2 separate regions of the Homo sapiens genome follow, and region 2 is linked to region 1. Evidence: read pairs that join two places in POLR2A ChIA-PET (ENCODE). Cell type or tissue: PC-3. All regions are shown on one strand. Links, peaks and the distances in the headings refer to the core of each region. The heading gives the core; the rest is flanking DNA. Region 1 overlaps CLIP1 (CAP-Gly domain containing linker protein 1). Region 2 overlaps PITPNM2 (phosphatidylinositol transfer protein membrane associated 2).

Evidence for each region. ChIA-PET counts read pairs that join two places held together with the same protein. Peaks named below come from ENCODE experiments on the same cell type or tissue, not always from the same donor. Only the 100,000 strongest peaks of a DNase experiment are listed, where the experiment ranks them.
Region 2: POLR2A ChIA-PET joins it to region 1 with 10 read pairs; 2 of 35 experiments call an interaction of 5 or more read pairs at or near these places.

Annotation. Positions count from the first base shown.
Region 1 is chr12:122,397,852-122,404,350 of GRCh38, reverse strand. The region is part of intron 1 of CLIP1 (CAP-Gly domain containing linker protein 1); the gene reads left to right. It overlaps CLIP1-AS1 (CLIP1 antisense RNA 1), which reads right to left. Exons shown (of 3, transcript NR_045382.1): 3 at 4,407-5,055. Among named protein-coding and RNA genes, the nearest start is that of CLIP1-AS1, 5.6 kb to the right of the region's middle. RefSeq lists enhancers at 2,406-3,091, 3,665-3,714, 3,092-3,777, 3,735-3,794, 3,815-3,864 and 2 more. In PC-3, for the core only: CTCF peaks have their summits at 4,480 and 4,707; DNase peaks (open chromatin) are centred at 3,710, 4,270 and 4,660; H3K4me3 peaks cover 1,080 bases; H3K27ac peaks cover 2,327 bases.
Region 2 is chr12:123,103,690-123,110,188 of GRCh38, reverse strand. All of the region lies in intron 2 of PITPNM2 (phosphatidylinositol transfer protein membrane associated 2), which reads left to right. Among named protein-coding and RNA genes, the nearest start is that of PITPNM2-AS1, 26 kb to the right of the region's middle. RefSeq lists enhancers at 2,266-3,006, 2,845-3,054, 4,490-5,232, 5,233-5,973. In PC-3, for the core only: no CTCF peak of the experiment used is centred there; no DNase peak of the experiment used is centred there; H3K27ac peaks cover 383 bases.

The DNA of each region.
Region 1 (6,499 bases), core at 2,310-4,809:
TACTGGGATTACAGGCGTCAGCCACTGCACCCGGCCTATTCTGTTACCTTTTAAATCAGCCTACTAGTTGATACTGAAACCAGTGTCTCCAGGCCCCTGCTTTATATTCTGTCCAGTGAATCTCGCTTGTTAGTGCACTGATTTGATACATTGGCCCTTCTGTGGCCTGCGCCCCAAACTGTGTTTGGTGGCGTCACACACATTTTCCCTGTGTTCAGGGCCAAGCTTTGGGAAGCCAGAGTCAACGATGCTCTTAGGTGTCTGTCACTTGTCCTCAGCTCGCGTAGACCGCTCACTCATGCGCTTACCGGGTATTCTACCTTGGAGTGCATGCTCCCTGCCTTCATGCCCTGTGGTTTGATTTTGAGTCACGGAACTGTTGTTAGGGCACACATTCTGAGCAGTCACACAGTGTCATCATGTCATCGGACCACTCTGTGTAAATGTGCACAAGGAGTGTTCTGTATCTTATTCGGAAGACTAACAAGTTTCCCAGGTGTTAGAATATGGGCCAATGAAACAGCTATATGCGGCTGGGCACGGTGGCTCATGTGGTAATCCCAACACTTTGGGAGGCCAAGGTGGGTGGTTCACCTGAGGTCAGGAGTTCAAGACCAGCTTGGCCAACATGGTGAAACCCTGTCTCTACTAAAAATAAAAAAAAATTAGCTGGGTGTGGTGACGGGTGCCTGTAATACCAGCTACTCAGGAGGCTGAGGCAGGAGAATCGCTTGAACCCAGGAGGCAGAGGTTGCAGTGAGTCGAGATCATGCCACTGCACTCCAGCCTGGGTACCAGAGTAAGACTCTGTGCCAAAAAAACAAACAGACCAAAAAAAAAAAAAAAAAAAACAAAACAAGAAATGATGTCTCCTACTGTATTGGCCTTAAATCTCCAGCCACAGGTTCCTTTCATGTGCTTTGAGACATACTTATTAAATTTTTCATCGGTAGCTCAGTCTCTGTACTGTATTTTGCTTTGAGTTTCATGTGGGTGTGTTTTCAAACTCTTTGTGCTGAGCTCTCGGTTTTACTGGGCAGTGCCTTGTGCTGCCAGCAGAGCTTCCTTATACATTATGTATCACCTGTCAAATAGATATTTTAAAGTTCCTCTTACTGTAAGTGCTATTTTTTCCTTTTCTATGCTAAGAACAATTAAATTATTCCTGGCTCGAGATTCAGGAGTTTTACATTTCTCTGCCCTTTTCCTCACATACATGTTGTAATGGAGCACAGAAGATGGATGTTGCATATCCAGGGGGGCCTGGGGTATTATCTGCTTGTTAGTTTTACTATCGATGCCAAGAGGAGAGCTGCTTGTTTTCTGCTTCCAGTATGTATTCTAGCCTGGTGGTGTCCTATGTAGTAGCCACGAGCCACATAATCACGTATTGAGCACGTGAAATGTGGTGAGTCCAAATTGAGGTGTGCTGTAAGTATAAAATACACTCTGGATTTCAAAGATCTATTATGAAAAAAGAATGTAAAATGTTAATAATTTTACGTTAATCACATTTGTTGTTGTTAGAGACGAGGTGATATTTGTTTTTTGAGACAGAGTCTTGGTCTGTCACCCAGGCTGGAATGTAGTGCTGCCACCCAGGCTGGAGTACAGTGGCGCTATCTCAGCTCACTGCAACCTCCGCCTCCTGGGTTCAAGCAATTCTCCTGCCTCAGCCTCCGGAGTAGGTGGGATTATAGGTGCCCACCACCACATCCGACTAATTTTTATATTTTTAGTAGAGATGGGGTTTCACCATGTTGGCCAGGCTGCTGTCAAACTCTTGACCTCAAGTGATCCATGTGCTTCGGTCTCCCAAAGTGCTGGGATTACAGGCATGAACCAGCACGCCCAGGCAGGAGATGAGGTCTTGCTCTGTTGCCCAGGCTGGAGTGCAGTGCCATGACCAGAGCTCTCTGCAGCTTCTAACTAAACTCTTGGGCTCAAGCAGTCGTCCCATCTCTGCCTCTGGAGTAGCTGGGATGCAGGTGTGTGCCACTACACCCAGCTAATTTTTAAAAATTTTGTAGAGATGGAGTCTCACTATGTTGCTCAGGCTTGTCTTGAAATCCTGAACTCAAGTGATCCTTCCACTTGGGCAGGCATGAGCCACCGTGCCCAGCCCTTGATTACATTTTGAAATAATATTTTAAATCTACTGGGCTAAATAAACTATATCATGAAAATTAATTTCACATGATTCTTTTTCATTTTTAAAAATATGGATACTAGAAAATTCAGAATTATACATTTGTACTGCATTGTATTTCTACTGGACAGTGCTGGTCTAGAAAGTATAATACTGTCAACAAATGTAATTATCTAATTTGAGACTCACACTTTTTTTTTTTTTGAGCGGGAGTTTTGCTCTTGTTGCCCAGGCTGGAGTGCAATGGCAAAATCTCGGCTCACTGCAACCCCCACCTCCCAGGTTCAAGTGATTCTCCTGCCTCAGCCTCCCGAGTAGCTGGGATTACAGGCATGTGCTACCACACCTGGATAATTTTGTATTGTTAGTGGAGACTGGCTTCACCATGTCTGTCAGGCTGGTCTTGAACTCCTGACCTCAGGTCATCCTCCCGCCTTGGCCTCCCAAAGTGCTGGGATTACAGGCATGAGCCAGCATGCCCAGCCGAGATCATACCTGTTAAATAGCACTCATTGTAGGTAGTAATTGAACAGTTTGCCCATAGCTTCATTGACCTACTTTCTTGGAGTACAATGGCGCCATCTCTGCTCACCGCAACCTCTGCCTCCCAGGTTTAAGCAGTTCTCCTGCCTCAGCCTCCTGAGTAGCTGGGATTACAGGCATGTGCCACCACGCCGCCTGGCTGATTTTGTATTTTTAGTAGAGATGGGGCTTCGCCGTTTTGGTCAGGCTGGTCTTGAATTCCTGACCTCAAGTGATCTGCCCGCCTTGGCCTCCCAAAGTGCTAGGATTACCGTGCCCGGCCCATTGACCTACTTTTTATTAATTTGTTCATTAATAATTAGAGATGAGGTCTCACCAAGTTTCCCAGGCTGGTATTGAACTCCTGGGCTCAAAGCATCCTGCCACCTCAGCCTCCCAAAGTGTTGGGATTACAGGTGTGAACCACCATACCCACCCTTCATTGGCCCACTTTTTAGAAAAGGATCCAGGCCAGTCGTGGTGGCTCATGTCTGTAATCCCAGCACTTTGGGAGGCCAAGACGGGCGGATCACCTGAGGTCGGGAGTTCGAGACCAGCCTGACCAACATGGCAAAACCTTGTCTCTACTAAAAATACAAAATTAGCCAGGCATGGTGGCACGTGCCTGTAATCCCAGCTACTTGGGAGGCTAAGGCATGAGAATTGCTTAAACCCGAGAGGCGGAGGTTGCAGTGAGCCGAGATCGCGCCACTGCACTCCAGCCTGGGCGACAAGAGTGAAACACTGTCTCAAAAAAAAAAAAAAAAGGATCCGGAGTTGGGAAACCCTGTAATGCTTCTGTGTTTATCAAGTGTTTAGAGTGTAAGATACAGTTACTTGATGCTTTAGTTTGAAAATCGCATCATTTTGCATAATTTTATGGATTCTTGTTTTGCTGTTGACTCACTTGAGAACTTTTTTGAACTCTTACTGTGTATCAAACTTTTTTAGATTCGTTGGATGCGAAGACAAATCAAATCTCATGGAGCTTAGTCATAGCATGATATGCAAACAAGACAGGAATGCGTGTGAGTCATCATTCCGTAATCGAAGCTGCCCAGTAGCTGGAGTAGTCCAGAGAAGGAAGAGAGGGCAAGAAGAGTAGTCAGAAGAGACTGCTGATGTGTCTCCTGTGTTCTTGGAGAGCCATTTCCCATGTGCCCCCAAAGCCCTTCTGTGTGGCAGTATGCTGCGCGTGGCAGTAGCGTATGGGGCCTGGCTCTAGAAACAGCCAGTACGTGGGAAATGAAGCCCGTCCAAGGACCTTAAGCTCAGTTCAGCCAGGAGATGTGATGTTTTTAAATTGGGGCTAAGCAGGCCCATAATTTTTTTTTTTTTGGTTACTTTTCCGTGACATTGGATAGTTGACTTTTTTGTTTTACTCAAGAATTGAAGAAAATTTGCAAATGCCCTTCAATCTTATTTATCTTTTTCAGTCTCTTCTGTATATACAGAAATATGAATGTGAATGAAGTGGAAGGAAGAAAATCAAATAGCTTGCCCTTTCTTAAGGGGAAACAAGTCAATTTGGAAAGGTCCCAGCGTTGTGTAAGTGTTTTCAGTGGCTCAAGCCGAGGAGCTCAGGTTACACTGCATCTCCTGTGTTGGGGGTGGGGACAGCAAGTGACACAGCATACTTACGTAACCGTGACTTCAGGGGACAGGATTAAGCTGTGAATGAACCTCCCAAACCCAGGAATATGATATGAGAACATAGCCTTTGAATTTCTCTCTCAAGTTTGACTTGAAAAATCAGCCTCAGAAACATCTTTATCTTAAGATAGATTTCCGTTGCTCTCAGAACGTCTCTCCCCTGACCTTCTGTTATTAAGTTCATGGACATACAGCATTTTAGAATTAGGTGGGGGCTCCGAAGTCTGCGAGTGCAGCTGTGCACAGGTAAGTCACTTCACCCGCCTGGTGCTGAATTTCCTTTGGGTCTTGAAGCAGGGCCGCGTTGAAACCTGGGTTTCTGGACGTTGTAGCTACCACGCAGCCTGTTTCTGGAAGCTTGGTGTTAAACTCCCTCTCCTGGCAGGTTAAATTCATTGCAAATTCTTCAACTCTCCTTTGCCTCCCAACAGAATTTTTAGATTTAGTAAATAAAGTGGCATTTTCATTTTGTGGATGGGGCAAAATGGACTGGAAAGGGTCTGATGTGTAGAGATGTGATTTTCTTGGGGCAACGTGATGCCGCTCTATGTGTGCCAGGAGGTGCTGAGCCTGTTTGAAGCTCTTATCAGATCTGGGTTCTTTCTTCACTGATGGCAGAGGTCTGTACTTTTCACTTTGGCAAAGTTAGAGCCACAGTCTTTCCTTTCACTTCTGAATCCTTGACCTTTTGCTTACAGGATTTGGATTTGATACCCAAAACAGGACTAGAACTGTGAAGGTATGGAGTTAGAAACAGATCTTATTTAATTAGTGTCCTCAGGTTGAAGTTGGGAATACTGAGCCGGGGAAGGGGTTATGTGAGTTGTTCAGGGTCATCCAACTGGGGTGGAATTTAGGTGTCTCACTTCCTAGTCCAGCTCTCTGTTCATACTTTTTTATTTATTTGAACCATGACATTTAAAAAATAGGAGTAAACATAACCTTAAGAAATCAGATGAGAATATGAAGAATATTACTGCTTTTTGTATGAACATAATTTTCACCATTCTTGTTTTTGGGAACTGCTTGTTTTGTGGAACCTCTTGTTTCTGTAAATTGCTTAAGGTTTTTTTTTTTTTTTTTTGGATATCTGGTCAGGAGGAAGGGGGATTAGATTTTATTAAAATATATATTTTCTATAATAAGTGTCTTTTTTTCTTAAACTTTTTAAAAAAAGATTTTAGAGATAAAGTCTTGCTAATATTGCCTAGGCTGGACTCAATCTCCTGGGCTCAAGCGATCCTCCCACCTCAGTCTCCGAAGTAGCTGGGATTCCAGGCAGGCGCCACCATGCCCGGCTAATTAAAAAAAATTTTTTTTTTTTAGAGATGGGGTTTCACTATGTTGCCCAGGCAGCTCTCAGACTCCTGGACTTAAGTGATCCACCTGCCTTGGCCTCCCAAAATGCTGGGATTATAGGTGTGAGCCACCATGCCTGGGCAAACTTGTGTGTTTTAAAAACATATTTTGTTCTTACGAGTAAAATGTCTCTGCTTTTATAAAAATATAGTACTTTAATTATTCACATTATAATGCTTTTTGTGATATAAAGCATTTCAATCTTAGAGGCTCGTCCTTAAAATTAATTTTTTTTTTTTTTTTAAGGTGGAGTCTCATTCTGTCGCCCAGGCTGGAGTGCAGTGGCGTGATCTCGGCTCACTGCAACCTCCACCTCCAGGGTTCAAGCTATTCTCCTCAGCCTCCCAAGTAGCTGGTATTACAGGCGCCTGCCACCACGACCAGCTAATTTTTTTTTTTTTTTTTTGTATTTTCAGTAGAGACAGGGTTTCACCATGTTGGCCAGGCTGGTCTCAAATTCCTGACCTCTGGTGATCCGGCTGCCTTGGCCTTCCGAAGTGCTGCGATTACAGGCATGAGCCACCAAGCCCAGTCCCTTAAAATTAATTTATTTGAGGAATTTACTTGGCCAAGATGATTCAAAGCTCTAAGCAAAGTTTTTATCTGTTTGCCACTGTATTACATAAAATAAGCTTGCCACTATACCATATAAGCCCACTTATTTCAGTGGCTGAAACTGATAAGTTAATTTTCTTTTTTTTTTGTTTTTTTTTGAGACGGCGTCTCACTCTGTTGCCCAGGCTGGAGTGCAGTGGCACAATCTTGGCTCACTGCAACCTCTGCCTCCTGGCTTCAAGCGATTATCCTGCCTCAGCC
Region 2 (6,499 bases), core at 1,878-4,377, 710 kb before region 1:
GGAGGCCAGGATTTCAAGACAGCCTCGGCAACATAGTGAGACTGCATATCTCTGAAAAAAAAAATTAACTGGGTGAGGTGCCACATGCCTATAGTCCCAGCTACTGGGGAGGCTGATGTAGGACGATCACTTGAGCCCAGGAGTTCGAGGCTGCAGTAAGCCATGGTCGCACTACTTCACTCCAGCCTGAGTAACACAGTGAGACCCCGTCTCTTAAAAAGACACTATAAACCTGACTTTATCTGATTAATGTGGGGTAGATTGTATTTATTGATTACGCTTTTGCAAATATTGACTTCTTTTCACTAAATACGAAAGACCGATGTTCTGCCTCTGGTAGCTTTCGATTCCAAATAGGATAAAAACTGCTTGGGTCAGCCTTTGAGGCCCCAACGGCTGCTATTCTCCTGTTTATAGAGCACCCCAGAGTGGCTCTTTTCTGTTTGCTCTTGAGGCTTAGCCTGGCCTGCTCTACCCTTAGTACATGGAAGAGGACAGGCAGGAGTTATGCTTCTTCTGTGCCTTGGCTGGGAAGCTCAGGCTCTGGCTACTCGCTGGCTTTGGCAGAGAGCAGAGGCTGGGCTGCTGCCTTGCTCAGCTGCCCGCAAGTCATGGTCAGTGGCCCAGAAACAAGCATGAGTGTGGTTTTTAATGCACCATCCCTCTGGATGTACAGTGAGAAGCCAAGGCTGAGTGGAGGGTGGGCCTGAGCCTCTGTCTTGAGTCTCAGGGAGTGCCAGGTCTAGAGATTGAATGGCCCAGGGAGTAGCAGTCTCTCCCCTCCCACCCCCAGCTGGCAGCAGGAGCCCCTGGCCTCCCAAGCTTCTTTCCATTTCGTATTTCTTTGTCTCAGGCACAATCCCTGGCCTTGGCCCCATTTTCCATGCCAAGGCCTTTGTTGGGTGGAACAGGAGGTAAAGTGATTTTTCCTTCTTTTTTTCCTAAATGTTGATGAACCCTTCTCCTGTTCACTCATTGGCTAGTTTCAGCTTTGGAGGCACGGAGGATGGATGTTCCATCAAGGGAAGCTAGCAAAGCTGAGGTGAGGATGCTGGTGGGGGTAGGTTTAATGTACCCAGCCCCTGCTGCATGGGGCTAAGTCCCACAGTAACCATGAGCAGTGCCTGTTAGGGTCCCTTTTTACACAGGAAGCCGAGGCTCAGAGATGGCAGATATCAGCTCCAGGTTGCACAGCTAGTCAGTGGTGGGATTGGGATTGGACCCCGAGTCTAGACCTGGAAGCACATGGCATGGTTTTTCAAATTTGGCCTGTGACTCACAGGGCCCTTGGTTCAGCCCAGGCTCAACTGTTACTTGCTGTCTGATCTCGGGTAAGTCCCTTCCCTTCTCCGGGTGCCCTCATCCTTGCTGGGAAGATAGGGCACGTTGTGATGGGGCCTCTTAAGTTGCCTCTGTGGCTCCGTAGTTCCAGGCTGGCACCGTGGACTGTTATCTTCTCTAATTGCTCATTCTTTTCAGTTGCTGTGAAAAGGCCTCCAAGTGCTAAGAAGAGAGAGTGCTATGTTGTATTTTTTGTTTTTCTGTTTTGTTTTAATTCACTTTCCAAGGTGTCCCAGCTACTGGGAGTGGATGTAGGGGAGGGCACATAGTAACACTCAGCCCTGACTTGCAGCTTCTCCAGGGGTCACTCGGGTTCTGCGGGGTTGGGGCCTCGTGGTTGTCCTGTTGCCAAAGGTCTTGGCTGCCAAGTCGAGGCAGGGCCCGGTGAGAGCTCTTCTGCCCTGCATGGCCTGAGCACTGACATTGCTCTGAGGGACGCTGCTTCAACACAGCCTTGGTCTCCTGTCTCCTTTCTTACAGGAAGGAGGTTCTATTCCTTCTTAACAACTGCATTCCAGAGTGCAGTGGCTTTGCAGAGACCATGGCCTTGCAGCTCACCTCATCCGAAGGTCTTCACTTAGACCTAAAATGTCTTCAGGAATTGTTCTGCTCCACTCATTTGTCCATAAAGTATTTATTGTTACTTAGTTTGCACCAGGGACCATTCCAGTTGCCAGAGACGCCACTGTGAACAAAACAGACAGGCATCCCTGCCCGCGTCTAGTTTATATGCTGGTACATTCTCTGCGCTTTGCTTATGCAGTTCCAGCATCCTGAAATTCCCTCTTCCCACCTCTACCTGTCAGGTTCCTGTTTCACCTTCCAAGCCCATTTCAAACAGCTCCTTTCCTCTAAATTTCTTTGCAAGGCCTGGGTCCGCATTAGCCTCTCCTTCCTCCCTCTGTGCTGTCACGGCATACTGCTTGGACCTCAGAATTCTTGGCATCATTTTCCCTGAAATATTTCAGTAAGTGTCTGTGTCTGCTGTTGACCTGGGAACCTTGTAATGTGGGAGACTTGCCTTTGGGTGCCATCCTTTCCCCCCAGATCCTGGACTAGAGAGCTGGTACCACCTGCTTTTCCCAAAACCCTCCCCTAGAAAATGGCAGGCCCCATGTGAGGATGATTAGGGTTGCCCCCTCCATGCCTCTGCACCCTGCTTGGGAGTTTGTGGCATAGTGACCACCGGGCCCTGGTAGCGAGAGTCATGGGGTGGAGGGAGGCCACACTCCCTGGGGTTCGCTAAGAACGAGATCTTTCCTTCTCCTCTCTCCTCCACAAGGGACTGAGGAAGGAAAGGGCTCAAGGACCAGGGTTTATTTTTAGAAAAGCTCCTTGCTGTGGAGGAATCCAGAGCCCTTCCTTCCAGAAGGTGGGGGTGGCAGGTGGTGGGTGGGGTAGCTGGGGTTGTGTCTCCTACTGCCTGGCTGTCTTTCACAGTAGGGGTCTGCCTTAAAGAGGAGGGTCCCAGCCAAGGAGAATATTTGCCCTTAGCCCTCACAGTTGAAGATGTTTGCCATTCGGCATTGGTGAGCAGAGCTTCTGGCATTGCCATGAGCTTCAGTGTCCCTTGGGCAAGAGCTCAGCGGGGAGGGTCCTGGGCCCAGGCAGTGGCTTCCTTCCGGACTCCCCGTGGCTCAGGCAGGGAGGGGCACTTCCTGCCATTGTCTCTGTGACAGGCCTCAAAAGGTCACTGTCTCCTGAGGAGAAAGAGAGCTCATGACATGGGCAGGGCCTCAGACCACAGCAGCAATGACACAGACTTTCCAGGGCACGTCCCCACCTCCCCATGCTGTACCCCCATCCCCACCTCCAGCCCCTTGGATGAAGTCCCATCCCAGGTGAAGAAGGGACTTATCTCCATCCGTAGCAGCAGCAGAGCCCTACCTGCAGCGAGGGCCTTGCTTCCTAGTCCCTCCTCTCAGGCAGCCCTAGTCCCACATGGGAATGCAGGCCTGTCCGTCCCTGTGAGGTTTAGGTCTGTGATAAGTCTCGCATGTTAGAAGGCTGCCCAGAGAGCCCAGAGCATGGGGAGGTTATGGAGAGGAAGTAGAGGGCTGAGTGCCCTCATGCCCTGGAGCAAAGATGCTGCCCTGAAGTCCACAGAGAGCTCCTCCTCAGCTCCTTTGCTGTCCCCACAGAGCTTGGTAGAGATCTGGGCACAATCTGATGACCCATGTCATGCCCTGGCCAGTTCTGTCACCTGTGCCCCTCCTGACTGCTCCCATCTACATTTTGTTTATTGATATGGTTCTTTGACACACACCTGACGCTGCTCAGTACGCAGGGCTTTAGCCAGAAATTGCTGGCTCTTCTCAGTCTCCTCTTCTTCCTGTTCCCCGGAGCTCTGGGGACTGACCCCTGCATTTGCCTTGTTTGCTCTGATGCAGCATGTCTTCCTGAGAATGTACTTTCTTTTCTTCCTGTTTTTTTTTTTAAAGGAATTATTTACTTATTTTAGAGATGGAGTCTTGCTCTGCCACCCAGGCTGGAGTGCAGTGGTGTGATCATGGCTCACTGCAGCCTTGAATTCCTGGGCTTAAGCAGTCCTCCCACCTCAGCCTCCTGAGTAGCTGGGACTACAGGTGCACACCACCACACCTGGCCCAGAATGTATTTTACTTTCAACAAGGTGGCAGAAGCCTGCATTCCTCTGGCTTGTGTCGAATTGTGCTTCAGAAGGATGTCTTCTGGCTGCCGTGTTGAGAGCAGGCTATCTGGGGTGAAGAGAAGAAGCAGGGGGCCTGTGGCAAGACGATTGTTTCTGGGCGATGCTTTTGGTCACTTGTTGAGGTTTGCGCAGGCATACCATGCTTGCAGGGGGATGGGCATGGGTCTGTTTCACTTGTGCTCTTCAGGACAGGCAGGGCCAGGAAGGAAGCTGGCCTGGCCTACCTGAGGGCATGTGAGGCCGGGTGCCCTGCTGTCTTGGTCAGTGGTGGTCTGGGGCTGGGGGTTTCTCTACATCTCTGCCTGCAGGTTCTCAGCATGGGAAACTCTTTCTCACCACCTTTCTTTTCCTTCTTCCTCTCGTTTCTGCCTTCCCTTGGCTCTAGTACAGAGCCCCTGTCTTCGGTTCATTTCCAGTACTTCTCCATGGTGGGTATCCAGTGCACTCACATTGATGACCTCATCCCACCTGCAGGGAGGCAGCTGGAGGCATGACGGCTCAGCACTCCAGGTGCCTGGAGGCATTCCCGTATGCGCTGAGCCCTCATGCCTCCCGGTAACCAGGTGTCGTCAGCAGGAGCTTTCTGGATCTGTGTCCCCTGTGTCACTTCCTTTCTTTGTTTCTTCACACACTTCCTGAGATGTGAACCCTGCCTGGGACAATCGCTTTTGTTCCTGGAGACAGTGTACAGAGCTTGGAATTCTCTGAGGGGTTCCTGAGATGGCGCCATTCAAGCCAGGGGGTTGAATAGCTTGACTCTTCATTTCAGCAGCACGATTGACCCCTCAGTGGATCAGCAGCGATTCATTCCACACGTATTTAGTGAGTACCTACTATTCTAGGAGCTGGGCATAAAGACGTGATAAAATGTTAAAAACTTCTGGCCCTCCTGGGGCTTGTATTCTAGTGGGGGTAGACACTCGATAGAAAATAGTCAGTAAAACCTGTAAGCACATCAGATGGTGATCAGAGTTGCAGAAGCAGGGGAAAGGAAGGCCTCCCAAGTTGGGGACATTTAGGCGAAGACCTGAAGGAGGTGAGGAGTGAGCCAGGATGGTAGCTCAGGGAGAAAGGCCCTGAGGCAGGAGCTTGTCCAGGATGTTCAGGAAACTGGAGTGAGTGAATGAGGGGAAGAGAAGCAGGGGAGGAGGTCAGAGAATATTGAGGGCCCCGTTAGATCAGGGCTTTGCAGGCTGTATCAGGACTTTGGCCCTGACTCTGAGTGACCTGAAGCTTCGGAAATGTTTGAGCAGTAGAGGGTCAGGATCCGAATTGTGCTTTAAAAGGATGGTTTCTGGCTATGGTGATGAGAGCAGGCTGGATGGGAGGAAGGGAGGAAGCTGGGTGATTGTGGGGAAACAATTGCAATAGGGAGTTTCATGTGTGTCCGTGTGAAGAGACCACCAAACAGGCTTTGTGTGAGCAATAAAGCTTTTAATCACCTGGGTGCAGGCGGGCTGAATCAGAAAAGAGAGTCAGCGAAGGGAGATAGGGGTGGGGCTGTTTTATAAGATTTGGGTAGGTAAAGGAAAATTACAGTCAAAGGGGGTTTGTTCTCTGGCGGGCAGGAGTGGGGGTCGCAAGGTGCTCAGTGGGGGAGCTTTTTGAGCCAGGATGAGCCAGGAAAAGGACTTTCACAAGGTAATGTCATCACTTAAGGCAAGGACCGGCCATTTTCACTTCTTTTGTGGTGGAATGTCATCAGTTAAGGCAAGGACCGGCCATTTATACTTCTTTTGTGGTGGAATGTCATCAGTTAAGGCGGGGCAGGGCATATTCACTTCTTTTGTGATTCTTCAGTTACTTCAGGCCGTCTGGGCGTATAGGTGCAAGTCACAGGGGATGCGATGGCTTGGCTCGGGCTCAGAGGCCTGACAGGGAGAGGCAGCGGGTGTGTGGGGGCTGCGAGCCTGTTGGGCCCCAGATGTGTTCTAAAGGTAGAGCCAGGCCAGGCATGGTGGCCCACGCCTGTAATCCCAGCACTTTGGGAGGCCAACACGGGCAGATCACCTGAGGTCGGGAGTTCGAGACCAGGCTTCAGCCTGATTAACATGGAGATACCCTGTCTCTACTAAAAATACAAAGATTACCCAGATGTGGTGGTGCATGCCTGTAGTCCCAGCTACTTGGGAGGCTGAGGCAGGAGAATTGCTTGAACCCGGAGGTTCAACCCGGAGGCGGAGGTTGCGGTTAGCCAAGATCACGCCACTGCACTCCAGCCTGCGCAACAAGAGTGAAACTCCATCTCAAAATAAATAAATAAATAAATAAATAAATAAAATAACAAAATAAATAAAGGTAGAGCCTAGAGGAATTCTGAGGCATTGGGTGCCTCTTGCTTAAAAGAAGGTTCTTGTGGACTTGGAGAGATGCAAGAAGTCATCTAGGCCAACCTTTACACCTAACCCACTGGAAAACTGAGGCCTAAGAAAAGAAGTGACTTGTCCAAAGTCCCATGGCAAGCTGGCTAGTTGCAGAGCCAAAATT